2 separate regions of the Homo sapiens genome follow, and region 2 is linked to region 1. Evidence: chromatin loops called from intact Hi-C (ENCODE). Cell type or tissue: ovary. All regions are shown on one strand. Links, peaks and the distances in the headings refer to the core of each region. The heading gives the core; the rest is flanking DNA. Region 1 holds the start of LINC00887 (long intergenic non-protein coding RNA 887). Region 2 has its middle 59 kb from the start of LINC02038.

Region 1 (8,333 bases), core at 201-8,200:
GGTTTATCCTGACCACTCTATCTAAAATTGCAACACACATACAACCTCGTCACTCCCCAGCACCTCACCCTGCTCTCCTTTTCCCCCTAGTGCTCTCACCTGTTAGATATTGACTTGTTTCTTTTTAATTTTTTTTTTTTTGAGACAGGGTCTCTCTCTGTCGCCCAGGCTGGAGTGCAGTGGCACAATTACGGCTCACTGCAGTGTCAACCTCCTGGGCTAAGACAATCCTCCTACCTCAGGCTCTCAAGCAGTTGGGGCTACAGGTGCACCACCACACTCAGCTAATTTTTGTATATTTTGGTAGAGATGTGGTTTCACCATGTTGCCCAGGCTGGTCTCGAACTCCTGGGCTCAAGTGATCCTTCCACCTCAGACTCCCAAAGTGTTGGGATTACAAGCATGAGCCACAGCACCCGGCTGACTTATTGCTTATACTTGTTTGTTCTTGGCCTCCTTTGGCCAGGACCTGTCTTCCTCATTGCTGAATCCCATGAGCCTGGAGCCATGCCTAGGTCAGTAACTCCCTGTTGAAAACAACAGAGACTGAAGGAAGAAGTAACTATAATTAATGCAGGTGGTTCGAGATGCACACTTGGAGAAACACTGCTCCAAGAGCATGAAGTTGGCACCAGCCTGACGGGGGTTGGGTCCCAGCTCTACCCACCTGCTGTGTGACTTCAGACAATTTCAGCCTCCTGCGCATCAGTTCTCTCTCATCTGTGAAATGGAGACAATCCTTCTATCTTAGGGCTGCAACACAAGGATCCAGTAATATAACCAGGCACAGAGCAGGACGCTGCAGCGATACTCCCTCCCTTATCTTCTGGGTGGAATTTTGCAAGCAACGGTGTCTGAGCAGAAAATGAATCTGAAGCCTCCCAGGGGGGAGGGAGCACATTCTGTTTCTCATCAGGCGGAGAGGCGGGGAGGAAGAGTGAATGGAGGTCACCCATCGAGGGGAGTGTATAAGTCATCCCTGCCGGCTACCTCTGCAGCTCACAGGACACACGTTCACCTCCCTCCCTCCCTCCTTCCCTTCCCACCAGCAGAAATGAACAAGCAGTTTCTCTGAGTAAACAGATGATAAATCACTGGCTAGAATCAGTACTCCCGCCAAAGCAGCATCATTGGAGATCTCAGGCAGAGCAAGCGCACGTGCTTGGGGACTGCAATTTGGGTTTAGAGGCAGCCCTGCCAGGCCTGCACACTGCCGGGTGAGCATTCCTCCCCAAACAGCCCAGCCCGCTTCCCCGGGGCTCTTGGAGTAAGTCCCGCAGACTCTTGCCAGCCCCACCTGGAAGGACTTAAGCTCCAGCGTGGGGGATGCGGGTGAGATGGGAACGAGGATTTCCTGACAGCGATCCTGGAATGGGTGACTGAGCTTATAGACTTTTTCTCTGAGTTTTATGAAGCAGATAGGATTTGGAGGTAAAGAGACAAAATAAAAAATGTCTACACACACACACACACACACACACACACACACACACACACACACACAAAGACAAACACATTATACACCCCAAAGAGAGGAAAAGAGAACAGCCCCTGCAGAGGGGGATCAGGGCATCTGTCCACATGGATGTCAGGACAGTGGCGGGGACACACAATCCAGAGTCCAGAGCCCACGTCCAAGCTCCAGCTCCACCACTCACTGTCCAGTGACCTTGGACCAGTCTCTCTCCCAGCCTCCTCTCGGGGTTTCTTCCTCTTGAAGCACGAGCATGCATCCCTGATGCTCCCTGAGCTGATGTTTCATGGGTCTCTGATTTCCAGTTGGGCCCTGGCCAGGCGCATTGCGGAGGCAGTAGGGAAACTTGCCCAAATGTGTGGCCACCCCAATCTTCTTGGCCAGCCCCCAGCCCCAGCTGAGATCCAATTCAAAGCTTGGACCTTTACTTTCAGAGTCTACGATGGAAGGAGCAGGATTCGTACTGACGTCCCACACCTTTTTCCTGGCTTTCTGTCCCCGGTGGAGGCTCTGTGCCTGGCAGGCTAAACGCCCTCTGAGCTCTTAGAGGCAGTTTCCACCCTCAGCCCCTGCCCCAGCTGTGACAGCCTCAGGGTCAGGCTGAGCCCTGGAACCGTATCTGCTCATCTGGATTCAAGGAGAGACTACTGTTCTTCAAAGTAACCCCACTCCCGGTGGAACCCAGCCGCCACTCCCACAGGGCTGTCCAAAGTATCCCACTAGAGACCCCAGCAGGAGCTTCTGAGGAATTAGCGTGGAAAGGGATCTGCCAGGGTCTGGTTGTGTGACCTTGAGCAAGTCCCTTACCCTCTCTGGGTCTCAATTTCCCCACCTGGCTGGGCTGGCTCTGTGCCATCTGCCCAATGCCCTGTCTGGCCGCTGGCAGCCTCTCCCTCCCTGGGGCTGTAGGGAATGCTCCCCTCACTGGCCAGCCAGGGGTGGGGTTCAAATGGGGGAAGCCAGGAGCAACCCTTGCAGTCAGGGCTCCAGGCAGGAATCAGAAGAGAAGCCTCCGCCTCTTCTCCCCAGCAACATCTCTTCCCATCTTAGAATTATGGGCTGGCAAAGCCAGGGAGGCTATCAGGCATCATCCAAACCATTATGTACATGGCCTTCCTCCAAATGAAATCTCACACAAATATCAGATTGGAGGTTTGGGAATGGGGATAAGGGGATGGGCAGAGATGAAATATGGCGTGGAACATTTATGATAAAGACAGCTCTGGGCCAGGCACGGGGTGGTTCACACCTGTAATCCCAGCATTTTGGGAAGCCAAAGCAGGAGGATTGCTTGAGACCAGCCTGGGCTACACAGTGGGACTCCGTCTCTACAAAAAATAAAAAAAAATTAGCTGGGCGTGGTGGCGCATGCCTGTAATTCCAGCCTCTCAGGAGGCTGAGGTGGGACAATCGCTTGAGCCTGGGAGGTCAAGGATGCAGTGAGCTGCGGTCACGCCACTGCACTTCCAGCCTGGGTGACAGAGCAAGACCCTGTCTCAAAAAAAAAAAAAAAAAAAAAAAGACAGTTCTGGCGTCCTGGTTGGGGAAACTCCTCCAGCCATGGAAGACCCTTCCAGCCAGCTGGGGCAGCTAGACAAGACAGCGTTGCTCTACTCGGCTGAGTTCTCCTCTCCAGAATCAACTCCCATCGCTGCTTAAAGGGAGTAATGTGGCTGTGGGGGACAGAACACTAGAGTTTCATCAGCAACCTCGTCACCCCCAACATACAAAACGCTCCTTACAAACGCAGTCCTATCTGTGCTGCTAAAGAAGGCAATCCCCCCTTCACCATCCCATCTCTTCCACTTCTGTGCATGAGAACGCATAGGCAGGAAGTATCTGATCCACACGGCTCAGATGAGAGAAAAAGGAGGAGCAGGAACAGGAAAGGAACTGAGCAGAGGAGAGACCCAGAAAGGGAAAGGTGAGAGGTGGTTCTTGCGGCTGACTTGGCAAAGCCCCAGGCCTGTGGGATTTTCCGGGACCCTCCGTGTTCTGAAAAGGCAGGGGAGGGGCAGAGAACAGCCAGGGAAGATGGAAAAGGAAACTGGTGTCCTGCCGGGTGGAAATGGGGGAGAAACTCTCGCGTGAGTGTCATCAGAGCAGCATGAGCAAGGGCTCGGTCCCAGAGGTGAGCCCGGCGTTCTGCCTGGAGGGGGCGGGCAGCAGGGCTGGCCAGGGTGAAGCAACCTGTGCCGAGCGGCTGCAAAGGCCGCGTCTCCCCAGCACGGAGCACATCACTGACGTCAAGCGCGGCGAGGCCGCGGCCAGCATTAATTAGGTGCCGATGCACGGGGGCGGGCCGGCCTGGGCCAGAAGCCGCTCCCGGAGGCTCCGACCCCCGGGGCTTCGCGCCGCCTCCCAGCCCGGAGCTCCTCCAGCCGCTGGCGAGAGGAGGCTGAACCGCAGCCGGCCTCCCAGCGGTGCCACAGCGCGCCCTAGTGGCCGTCGTCCGGAAAGCGCCGTCAGAAGAATCGCAGGCTCGCAGCCTGGGAGCCCCGCAGCCCTCATCTTCTGTCCGCCCTAAGGCTCATTGACTTCACATTAGAATCACTTGGGGAGACTGTAAAAATCCCGATGCCCGGGAGGCACCTATTCCGATTACATTAGAACCCCGACAAGCGGGCCCCAGGCCCCAGTATTTTTAAAAACTCTCTCGGTGCTTCCTATGCACCGCCCAGTTTAGAAGCTGTTGTCTTAAAGCAGTGGTTCTCAGAATTGAGCTCATGGGAGTCGCCTGGAGGGCTTGTTACATCACATATTGCTGGGCGCTACCCCAGAGTTTCTGACCCAATACTTCTGTAGCTTGGCCCTACTCGCTCTTACAAGGTTCCCAGGTGATGCCGATGCTGCCGCTCCGGGATCACACCTGGAGACCTAGTGCCAAACCCTCCTAATCAAGGCACCGACTCAGCCGGCACCGCGGGATCACCAGGGAGCTTGTTAGAAATGCAGGTTTAGAGACCCCGCCTCAGAACCATTGAGAGAGAATCTACATATTTTATTTTGCTTTTTATTGACCCATAATTGTACGTATTTCTGGGGTACAATGTGATGTTTTGATACATGTATGCATTGTGTAAAAATCAAATCAAGGTATTTAGCCTATCCATCATCTCATCTTTGCTAAAGAAATTGTAAATCTTTTCTACCTACTTTGCAATGTACAATACGGTACTGTTAACCACAGTCACCTTGCTGTGCCATAGAACACAAGAACTTCCTCCTCGCTGCAACTTTGTACTTGTTGACCAATCTTTCCCCATCCAACCCTGCTCCCAGCCTCTGGTAACCACTCTTCCACTCTCTCCTGCTAGAATCTTCATTTTCTCTAGACGCAGGTGATTCACCCAACATTAAGGTTTGAAAGTATTGCTCTAAACACCATTTGTGCAGGCCTTACACAATCAGGCTATGTTGACAGCTTGGAAGACCACTTCACATCCCCCACCCGGCCCCAAACCTGATCTCTGGATCAGAGAGCTGGATAGAATGTCCCAGATTATCTGATCCAATTCTTTTGCAGGACAGATGAGGGAAACTGAGGCCCAGAGAAGGGGATGAACTTGCCCAAGCTCCCTGGGTTCTAGGGTGGCCTGTCATCCTGGGTACCTCAAAGCTCATATGGTCATAAACAACCCCCTTCCTCCCCAGGAGGCAGCATGTGAGTTCTGCTCTTGATCCACCTATCAGGCGGCACGCACTCCAGGGGGGCTGTGGCGGCCCGGGCTCCATCCCGGCTGCTTGGGAGGGCACTGAAGCAGTGAGCAGAGACACAGGACATCGCATCAGAGAACATGGTACAAGGAAACCTGTGCAAGATGTTTAGGTTTGAAAGCTAGGTGTCAGCCACTGGGCCTCCATGCTGAGATTCATACTCCCATCTTGTTCATGATTATTCTGAATTCTCAGGGAAAATAGACAGGTCAGAAGCCTATCTTAGGGACACCGAAGCAAATCTGTACACACTAAGCATTCTGTCCCAACAGTGGGCTGGATGGCCACCTTCAGCCGCAGCTTATGGTGGGTTTCTGTCTTTTCGTCCTGTTACTTGGCTGGAGTTGAATGGCCAATGAAGTTGGGCATGAGTATGTGGACCCCAAGTTGTGCTGCCCTCGTAGACAAGTTAAATGAGCTAATGGTAAGCGCTGTCTATGGCCATTGTGTTAGTATATTTGTGCATTGCTATAAGGAAATGCCTGAGGCTGGTAATTTATAAGGAAACAAGGTTTAATTGGCTCACAATTCTGCAGACTGTTCAAGAAGCATGGCGTCAGCATCTGGTCCTGGTAAGAACCTTGGGAAGCTTCCACTCATGGTGAAAGGTGGAAGGCAAAAGGGGAGCAGGCACATCACATGGCAAGAGTAGGAGCAAGGGGTTGGGGGAGGTCCCAGACTCTTTTAAACAACCAGATCTCACATGAACTAACTGACCAAGAACTCACTTATCACCAAGGGGTGTGCTTAACCATTCACGAGGGGCCTTCCCCCATGATCCACTCACCTCCTACCAGGCCCCACCCCCAAAATGGGAATCACCTTTCAACATGATAATCGAAGGGGACAAATATCCAAACCACGTTATTCCCCGCCCAGGACCCAAATATCATGTCTTTTTCACATTTCAAAATACAATCATGCCTTTGCAATAGTCCCCCTAAGTCTTAACTTGTTCCAGAATTAATCCAAAAGTCCAAGTCTCATCTGAGACCCAAGGCATGTTCCTTCCACCTATATGCCTGTAAAATCAAAACAAGTTATTTACTTCCAAGATACAATGGTGGCACAGGCATTGGGTAGATATTCCCATTCTAAAAGGGAGAAATTGACCCAAAGGAAGGGGCTACCAGACCCACCCAAGTCTGAAACCCATTGGGGCAGTCATTAAACCTTAAAGCTCCAAAATGATCCTTGATCCCATGTCCTGCATCCTGGGTGCACTGGTTCAAGGGATGGGCCCCCAAGGCCTTGAGCAGCACTGCCCCTGTGGCTTTTCTGGGTCTAGCCCTGTGGCTGCTCTCATGGGTTGGAGTTGAGTGCCTGTGGCTTTTCCATGCTCAGTATGCAAGCTGTCAGTGGCTCTATCATTCTGGGGTCTGGAGGACATCAGCCACCTTCCCACAGCTCCACTAGGCAGTGTCCTGGTGGGGGGTCTGTGTGGGGGATCCAACCCCCATTTCCCCTCCACACTGCCCTAGTAGAGTTTCTCTGGTGGGGGCTCCACCCCTGCAGCAGGCTTCTGCCTGGGCAGCCACCTTAGGCTTGCTGATTCATCCTCTGAAATTTAGGTGGAAGTTGCCAAGCCTCCTTCACACTTACATTCTGTGTGCCTGCAGGCTTAACACCAAGTGGAAACTGCCAAGGCTTATGGCAGCTTGCGTTCTCCAAAGCAGCAACTGGAGCTGTACCTGGGCCTGGGGTCTTTTGAGCCAGCAGAGATGTGGCAAGCAGTGTCCTGAGGCTGAACTGGACAACAGTGCCCCATACCTGGCCCCTGAACCCATTCTTTCCTCCTAGGCCCCTGAGCATGAGATGGGAAGAGCTATCTCCAAGACCTCTGAAATGCCTTTGAGAACTTTTCCCCATTGTATTGGATATTAGCATTTGGCTCCCTTTTAGTCATGCTAATGTCTCTAGCAAATGATTGCTACACTGGCTGCTTGGATTCCGCTCCTGAAAATGCTTCTTCTTTCCCTGCTGCATGGCTAGGCTACGAACTTTTATGCCCTGCTTCCTTTCATGTATAAGTTCCAACTTTAAGTCATTTCTTTACACCCATATCTGATCGTAGGCTGTTAGAAGCAGCCACGTCACTTCTTGATACTTAGAAATTTCTTCTGCCAGCTGCCACCAAATAAGTTCAACCTTCCACAAACCCCTAGGACATGAACACAATCCATCCAGGCTCTTTGCTAGGGAATAACACAGGTGATCTTTGCTTCAGCTCCCAATAACTTTCTCATTTCCATCTGAGACTTTGTCAGCTTGGACTTCACTGTCCATATCTCTATCAGCATTTTTGTCACAACCATAGATGTTCCAGACGTTCCCTCATCTTCCTGTCTTCTTCTGAGCTCTCCAGTCTCTTCCACCCTCTGCCCGTTACTCAGTTCCACATCTTTAGGTATTTTTATGGCGATACTCTATTCACTATACCAATTTTCTGTGTTAGTCCGTTTGTGCATTGCTATTAAAAATGCCTGAGACTGGGAAATTTATAAAGAAAAGAGGTTTAATTGGGTCACAATTCTGCAGGCTGTAAAAGAAGCATGGTGCCAGCATCTGGTTCTGCTAAAGACCTCAGGAAGCTTCCACTCATGGTGGAAGAAGAAAGGGGAGCAGGCACATCACATGGTGAGAGTGGGAGCAAGAGAGAGAGAAAGGGGAGGTCCCAGATGCTTAAACAACGAGATCTCACATGAACTAACTGAGCAAGAACTCATATCACCAAGAGGATGGTGCTAACCTACTCTTAAGGGATCTTCCCCCATGATCCACTCACCTCCCAGCAGGCCCCACTTCCAACACTGGGAATCACATTGCAACATGAGATTTGGAGAGGACAAAAATCCAAGCCATATCAGCCATTATTCATGCGGGCAGTCTGGGACACACAGAGACCCATAATAGCCTGTTGTGGGCACAGCATTTAGAGTCCAGATGGAGAAACTAGACAAACACATGAATAAGGGACAGAGAAATAGATATCACAAGACTGACGAGGTTTCAATGCCACGGAGGCAGTGATGACACTTGGAGCAGGCAGACACTGGAGAAATGCATGGCCATGGGTCAGGAAAACCAGAGCAGGCTTCCTGGAGGTGGTGTGGCTATCCCAGCCTAGATATGATGGAGCTTG
Region 2 (8,333 bases), core at 325-8,324, 410 kb before region 1:
GCCACCGACCCAACAGCTACACTAGGCTGATTTAAATCAGAAGGCCAAGGTCCTGCATTTCACCTACTCTGATGCTTTTATCCCCTGAGGCCAGTACAGCATGAAGTTCTGATATCATTCTTTTGAGTAGGGCGGGGGTGGGCAACAGAGAGCAACAACAGGCCCAAGGCTTTGGCAAGTCCTTTGGGGGTGGAATGAGGACACCGTCTTTGAAGGCCCTATTCCCTCCAGTGGGCCTTCCATCTGGCAGGGAATTGAGATGGTCTCTCTTGAACCCTCAAGAAGATTGTGACCCACAAACTAAAGGCTGACAGTCTAAGTAAGTTCTAGGCAAGAGTTGCCCTTGGGAGCTTAACTCTCTATTGGCTTTGGCCCCAGCAGGATACCCCAACAACTGTCATGCCCCATAGACAGCATTTTAAAAACATCTCCTTCCACACCAGAACCCTGACATTCCAATTTGATATGTAGAAGCTGGCAAGTTCCTGCCTCAGCCTATGCCCAAGGAATCTCTCTTCTGTGTAGCATCCCTGCCACTCCACCCACCCTCATACATCTGCTCCCTAGCAGGACTTGGTGTGCCTTTTACCAGCCCAAGCTACTTAGAAAGCACAGTTGGTGCATGATTTATCTCCCTGTTCATGCCCATGCTTAGCATTGTGCTTTGTATTTGGCTAGTGCTGAAGAAATACCTCGGAAAATGCTAAATAATACAAATTCTGAAAACAGTTTTATAGGGAATTGTGAGTACTTAATTTAGGAACTCTTACTGGCTTATGTCTTTTGGAGTACAGATAAACATATGCTTTTTAATGCTTGGTGCAGATTATAAGTGTGTAAGTAAAGTGCCTGGCACATTGTAAATTTAACAAATATTGATTGATTAAATGGATAAATTAACCGAAGAATGCATACAAAGAAAGAAAGGTTATAAAAAGCATTTCAGAAATCCTCAAATCAAAGTGAAAAATCAATGGCAAGATTGTGATGGATGTCTCCATTTCACAGTGAAATTCATGGAAAATCCACAATTCTACAAGATGCATGAACAACTATAACCTGTCCATTGATCACTCCTTTGTCATTATATTATATTATATCATATTATATTATATTATATTATATTAATTATATTATCAGAATATCAGGGGAATTTGCCTTTGTACATTTCTCAAATTAACTTTTAAAATTATCTGATTATTTTTAGAAAGAGATCCCACTCAGGTGAAACTTTGAAATAGAATTTAACTATAAACAAATGCTGTTTAATTCTCTCCTAAATTGCAAAGGTCAGATTACTTTCTAAGGTCTGGGTTTTCTTTAGTGAGGAAGATGTGCAAATTAGGAATTAAACGATAAAGTCAGACCGGCTCATCTAGAAGCATGGCCTCTCTGCTTTTTAATAGGGCTCTTTTCCATTCGGTTTGAGATAAAGTGGCCCCAATTATTTTAGAATCCTTTAAAGGAAAAGATATCCATAAATTAACCTATAGTCTTCTCCTTATTTCACAGAGAAATTAAATTCTTACTTTAAATGACTTAAGTCGTGTTGCACAAAATCAGACAAAACTCCCTTCTGTAGTGCCGCAAGAGACAGACACAGCAGCACAGAATTATGGAGGTAAAAAGATAAATAGAAATAGATATAAACACACACCCCACTAGCAAAATTCAATAGTAAGATCAAAGCTAAACTCTCTCCTTCACAGAGTTCCTGTTAAGATTTTTTCCCCCTCTTCTGCACCATAATCTGAGTCTTGGATACTTTGCTTCCTATTCAGCCTCAAGATCAAACAGCTCACACACATCTGCTGGGGTAAGGTTTGGGTTTTGTTTCGTTTTTTTTTTAAAGGCATTCAATAATTGGTGACGGTAAGATGAGAAGAAGAGTTTGAACATCAACATAAAGGCAACAGCAAAATACATCATCACAGTCATTGTGCCATGGAGATGAGGGGTTGGGGGGAGACGTGCCTGCATGAGGGTGCAAATGTTTGTAAAAGCTAACTCCAACATATTCCAAGGAGAACATTCTCTGATTATTTGCCCTAGCATTTAGAATTAACCTTTTAAAAAAAATAGGAATTGTTTTATTTCATCTCTTTCCAAATGGAATTCTGCTTCTGGCCTGTTTTGAGAGCAAAGAGGTCAGAGGCCTGGCCTCAGGAAGCATGTGGTCTCATGTAGGAGTTAGGTATGCCCATATGTAATTGGAGCATGAGGCAAAATGTGGTCCCCAGGGAACAGGAATCTTCTGTGAAAGTGCAGGGCAAGAAATGCTGTCTTATGACAGCAGATGGAGAAGGCTTCCTGGAGGAGGTGGCATTCAAAGAGAGCCTTGAAGGATACATTTCATAGGGTTTTGTTAGGGAAGTAGATGGAGAATGACCCAGGCAGGGGGACTGGTAGGAACAAAGTGGTGCTGGAAAAATACACACATATTTAGGGTTCAGTGTAACTGGGGTACAAGAGCTGGCATTCTCCCCTCCAAAAGCTATGAGCCCTGCTATTTGAGGGGCTCACACCCTCTTACAGTCATCCTAGAGCCAGCCCATTCTGATAGTTAGGTTAAGTAATGGTAAGCTGCTATAACAAATAACCCCCAAGTCTCGGTGGCTTGATATAATAAAAGTTAATCTCTTGCTTAGACAAAGTCCAGTGCAGATCAGCAGCTCTCCTGGTGACTCTCTGCATGCAGCCCTAGGGACCCAGCCTGCTTCCATGTGCCACTAACCTGCAGTGTGACCTTGGGCAAGTCACTTCTGTGGACATTACATTCTTCATTTACAAGACGAAGCTGATAGTTCTTGACCACCTACCTTATGGGATTATTGTGACTGTCAAATTCTTAGTAAACAACAATAATTATTATAATTATAAAAGCCTCAGCACTTATTAAATTCTTACTATTCCATAGTCACTGTGCTATGTGTCTTGAGAACATTAATTCATTTACTCCTCATAACAGTATTGTCACAAAAGTTTTGCCACTATTATTGTGATCATTAGGTGGGTTTTTTTTGGCATTCATAAGTGAAACATAATTGTAAAGGAATATTTCTTGAACATATCGAGCAGGCTTCCTGCTTGGGGCCTCACACTTGCTAAGCCGTCTTTTAGGGATTCTCTGGCCAGGTATCAACAGGGCTAATGCGCAGCCTTCATTTGGGTCTCTAGCCTCGTATCATTTCTTCAGAGAGGATGTTCCTGTCTGATCTATGTTCTCAGAGTATCCCTTATACCCCACCATTTTCTCTATCCTCTAGCCCTGTTTTATTGTTTTTTTTACAGCATTGTAACCCCCTGGCATATTGTGCTTTTGTACATTTATTTACCGTCAGAGTCCCCAAGCTAGATTCTAAGCTCTATGATGGCAGTATTCACTGCTGTATCTCCAGTGCCTAAAACAGGGTTTAGTGTGCAGTGGGTGCTCAGGAAATATTTGTAATAATCCAATCTCTATGCTGCAAATTGATGTGGGAAAATAAGCCTTTGTTACTTTTCTTTTTCAGCAGAGAAGCTGTATCCAAAGCACAGCTGCATTATTTAGAGGGCTGTGAGTCTAAAATGTGGACACCGTACAGCCCAGGGTGAGGAAACCTACCCACTGTGACCTGTCAGCTCTCTCCCGGTGAAAGGTTAGAAGGAGGCATGCTCCCTCTCAGCCCCTTCTCGGGCATCTGGGTCGCCTGTGCAGGCTTTAATCAAGTTATCATATCTAGCCAGGGTCTCCTGGATGCCGTCACTTCTGAATGAGAAAAAATTTGCAGACAAATTTCTAGCAGCAGGAAGTTGGTGCTCTCCTGCAAGGCTGCCTGAAAAGCACCTGCAACATCAGCAGCCTCCCTCCTGCTCCTGCTGGGAGCCGGCTCCAAGCCTCTGGCTTTGGGACTGGAGGGCTTTCTGCTCATTCATGTCTAGCCTACCTGCCCCTCTGAAATATTGCTCTGGTACCAGTGCTGCCAGCTGGGCATGGAGGAGACCTAAGCCCACGTCCAGGCTGGCGACATCTCCTTAATAAGCTTTCCTGAGTTGCTCTAGTCAAAGGAGAGGAAATCACGAAGCCATCAGTGCCAGCCAAGCCTGCCGGCTGCATTGTCCCCATGAGCGTGGGGCATGTGAGGCGGTGCCAGGAAAGCTCACTTTAACTTACAAGAGCCCTGTTCAAAGGAAGGGCTGTGCTGGCCTCTATATGTGCCCAGCCATTTTCACTTGTAAAGTGGAAACTGTGAGAGAAACACAAAAAGCACTTTTCCCCTTTCATTAGAAAGGAAACTTTTTTTCCCCCTAGGAAAGAGAGTTTTGCTGGAGAGAAAGAGTTGAGAGGATAAAGATATTGGCAGAGCTTAATGCCATAAATCTGATTAATTTACCTTGTGACACTCTCAACAAAAAAGTGAAGGGTCAGAGCCTTGCCTGCAAACTGACCTTTCACCTGCAGCCACGGTGGTAACAATGAGAGCCTGAGCCGCCTTTCACAGCTACCTGCTGCTTCCTACAATGAGATTGGACACAGTTTTCAACATGATGGAGAGCGCCTCCAGAGCCAGCGCCCTTTGTTCTTTCTGTCTGTGGGGTGGAAAGCGCCCAGGCCAACGTCTTCACCTTCTAATGTTCACATAGGACCAGACAAGATCTTCTGTCTCTGGGACAGAGCAGAAAGGAAGGAAAACAGAGTGCTTTCTCTATGATTCATTGAGCGAACATATATTTAATAGGTTACAGAATATACGAAGATGAATAATCCTTGGTCCTTGCCCTAAAGGCACACAGGAGACCATGTCACTATCTGAAACAGGATGCAATCAGCCCCTAATGTATGGGAGGTTCTCAATGCATGATCACAGGGTCAATGATTGATGGATCTGTGAGGGCATTTTATGCAAAGGAAGATACGACAGGAGACAGAGTCTGGAATTGCCGGACTGGGAAACTCAGAGAATGACATTCACCTTCATCTCTTAAATCACAGCATTGCACCTAAGGGATGGGGAGTGAGCTGACCCTCCCTCTGCAGTTCACATTTCTGTTAAACAGTATCTCTGACTACGCAGGATCTCATGGGACACAGCTTGCTTATACTGGGATGCCCGTCATGGCAACTATTCCTGGGAATGCGCAGCCCCGTGTAGAATACTTTCCGAGATTTCTCTGTTCCTGCAAGTTGCCACATCGTGTTGCAGCCCTTGCAGCTTTCTCGTTTTGTGTTTCACCCCAGTCTTGGAAGAACGTATTAATCGAGGGCAACGTGCGGCAGAATAGGGCACTGAAATGGGAACCAGCTACTCAGTCAAGCACCGCCAGAACCTGTTATCTGTGGAATTCACATTGGATTCAGCCTTGTTTTGTGGTAGAGTTGTGCTGTGTTTTTAAATTCACATTTCTCTCTGTCTCTTCTAAAGACACCCAGTTTTTACGGATTCAGCACTTTCCAAGCCTGGCTGGGCCCATTTTGAACAGCTGGCAGCCACAGAGACTTGAAAACACCCCCTTGAGCGGTGGAGCTCAGCTCCCTGGAGATTTACGATGGCAGCAGATGGGCCCAGGTGGGCTCATGTGAGAATCCCAGACAGGTCTAGCTCCATCTGCAGACTGAAATTGTGTCTAAACAGGAGGCTAGGCACACTCACCTTCTAAATTCACTTTGAAACTGCTCAAAGTGTAAAAGGAATTTATTGACGCTGAAAGGTCTGGAGCATGCAGGCAAGACACCAGGAATTTCTCAGGAAGAAAGAAGGGAAAGAGAGGAAGGAAAGAGAAGGGGAGGGAGTGAGGCATAGAGAGAGATGAGCTCTTAACAGAAAGTGCACGTGACAAATTAGCACAGAGCACGATTCTGCCATGCCACTGGTCTGGTCTCCCCAGCTGGTGACTGGAGCCCCTTCTGTGGGGCACTGATGGTCAGGAACGTTGTCCACCATGGCTCGGCTCTAAGAAGGAGCAATCAATCCTCCCTTATCAGCTTAGAGGGGCCTTTAGGGGTCAACTAATACTAGACATGATACTAGACACCACCAGGCAGGTGATGGTGGCGGTTGTGGTTCTTTGTTGTTTTGGCCATGTTTACGAATCTGAAGCCCAAGATTCAAGGCAGATCATAGGGCAATGCCTCTGCTGGAAGTAGAAGTAGGAGGTAGCCTGGAGTCCCAGCCCCGGAGACATTTCTTCCACCTTATCCTACCAGTTCTCCAGCTTCCCCAGTTGACCCACAAAAGGCATTGAGGGTGAAACCAACTAGTTCGTTCCAAGGCCCAAGTTGGCAGAAGGCCCCAAGAGAAGGGAACTGACCTGAGTCACTCTGAGTGAGTGATGGCAAAATAGGACCAGAAACAAGTCTCCTGTCCTCAGCCAGGTTCTTTCCCTCACACTCCAGGCAAGCTATGTACCTGGGCATCACTTCTTCCTGACTCTTCAGAAAAGGGATGGAGGTTGCTACAATAGCAAGAGAAGCAGGAGGAAGCCATCTGGGGCTGTGGGTCCTCCCCATCCCAGGCACACATTTTGAAGCTGCAGCCAGGGAACATGTACTGCATGGGGCTAAAATATCCTGAAACCACCGCTAGCCCCAGATTCAGACAGCCAGATTTTGTCTGGGTGCCATATGTCTGGCATCTTAGAGATTTCATTTCCATTAAAAACATAAGCATCGGCCAAGCACAGTGGCTCATGCCTGTAATTCCAGCACTTTGGGAGGCTGAGGCAGGCAGATCACGAGGTCAGGAATTCGAGACCAGCCTGACCAATATGGTGAAACCCCGTCTCTACTAAAAATACAAAAATTAGCCAGGGATGGTGGCACGCACCTACGATCCCAGCTACTCAGGAGACTGAGGCAGGAGAATCGCTTGCACTCGGGAGGTGGAGGTTGCAGTGAGCGGAGATCACACCACTGCACTCCAGCCTGGGTGACAGGGGAAGACTCCGTCTCAAAAAACTAACAAACAAACAAAAAAAGCATAATCATCACAATAAGGGGAAAGCTGAATTTATTTGTTCATTCAATGCTTATTAAAGGATTTACTTGTGATTTATTGATTTTTAAAAATAGAAAAGTAAAAGAGAACAACAAAACAATAGATCACATATTCTCCAGGCAACTTATGGCCTGATGCCAGCATGAGGCCTGGCTTCAATAGGATAGTCGTGATACGTTGAAAGGTACATTTCAGTTCAGAAATCAATGAGAGAATCTGATACAATTTGAACAGATGAATAATGTGAGCAAAAGACATTCCCCGGCACTTAAAAAACATTGTTTTGGAAGATCATCCAGACTTGCAATTTAATACCAGATGTTGGCGTCTGGAGAGAGCCTGGTTTGACAGTTTGGCAGGAAATATGAAGAAAACACAAATGGCAATTCAAAAAACAAAAAATAAAAGTTATAGCAAGGATTGCTGCAATGACCCAGTTAAGCAGTCCTGGAATGTCAGAAAGCCAGAGTTTATCACCCGTAAAGCTCAGGTCATGGAAAGGGCAGCTTGGGCCCTGGAAGGTTCCGGAAGGGTATCTGAGGGTGAGGAAAGGGAAAGTTCTTTGGTGAGCTCCCTGAGGCCGTCAGTGGTGGAGGGAAGCAGGCCAGAGGGTACGGCTGGTTTCTGTGATGTGGCTGCAGGGGCGAGAGGGAATGTCTCTCCCAACCTACTATTACGGCAGCTGCGGTTGGGCCCATCCTGACAGCTGGGCACTGGCAGAGAACACAGGAAGCTGGTTGACCCCAGCCATCAGCACAAGCGGGAAGAGACAGCGGTTCTCCCAAACCCTGAGTCCAGGACACACCACTGCAAACTCCCAGGAGCCTAACTGTCCGGGTTTATATTGTACCTTCCTGCTCGTGGCTAGAAATTCACGTTACATTTTTTTTCAAGATATAATTTACATGCAGTGAAATACTTAGATCTTAAGTGTTTGTTCAGATTTGGCAAGTGAATACACTCATCTGCCCCGTACCTTGATCAAGACACAGAACATTGCTCTCACTCCAGCAATTTCCCTCACGCCTCTTCCCAGTCAACTCCGCTTTGTATACACACAACGTAAAGCAACCACTGATCTGAATTCTGTCACCACAGGTTACATTTGCTATTGCAGAACTCTATAGAAGTGGAATCATACAGTGTGTCCTCTTAGGAGTCTGGCCTCCTTAATTCAGCATGTTGTTAAGATTCATGCATGTTGTTGCATGTATCAGTAGTAGTTCATTCCTCTTTTTTTTCTTCCTGAGTAGCATTTCATTGTATATCACAATTTGTTGTTTATTCATTCACCTATTGTTGGACATCTGAGATGTATCCAGCAGTTAGCTATCATGAACAATCTTGCTATAAACCTTC

What was found. A loop is a pair of places that touch in the nucleus more often than their neighbours do. Peaks named below come from ENCODE experiments on the same cell type or tissue, not always from the same donor. Only the 100,000 strongest peaks of a DNase experiment are listed, where the experiment ranks them.
Region 2: a loop joins it to region 1, with 4 times the contacts of the local background. A loop is called at or near these places in 3 of 110 quality-filtered maps.

Annotation. Positions count from the first base shown.
Region 1 is chr3:194,311,934-194,320,266 of GRCh38, forward strand. It overlaps LINC00887 (long intergenic non-protein coding RNA 887), which reads right to left and starts at 871. Exons shown (of 3, transcript NR_024480.1): 1 at 668-871. RefSeq lists a silencer at 3,581-3,920 and enhancers at 3,625-4,125, 3,991-4,040. In ovary, for the core only: a CTCF peak has its summit at 3,896 (motif pointing left); DNase peaks (open chromatin) are centred at 1,068, 1,208, 1,818, 3,768 and 1 weaker place; H3K4me3 peaks cover 504 bases; H3K27ac peaks cover 3,684 bases.
Region 2 is chr3:193,898,630-193,906,962 of GRCh38, forward strand. No RefSeq gene overlaps it. Among named protein-coding and RNA genes, the nearest start is that of LINC02038, 59 kb to the left of the region's middle. In ovary, for the core only: no CTCF peak of the experiment used is centred there; a DNase peak (open chromatin) is centred at 7,682.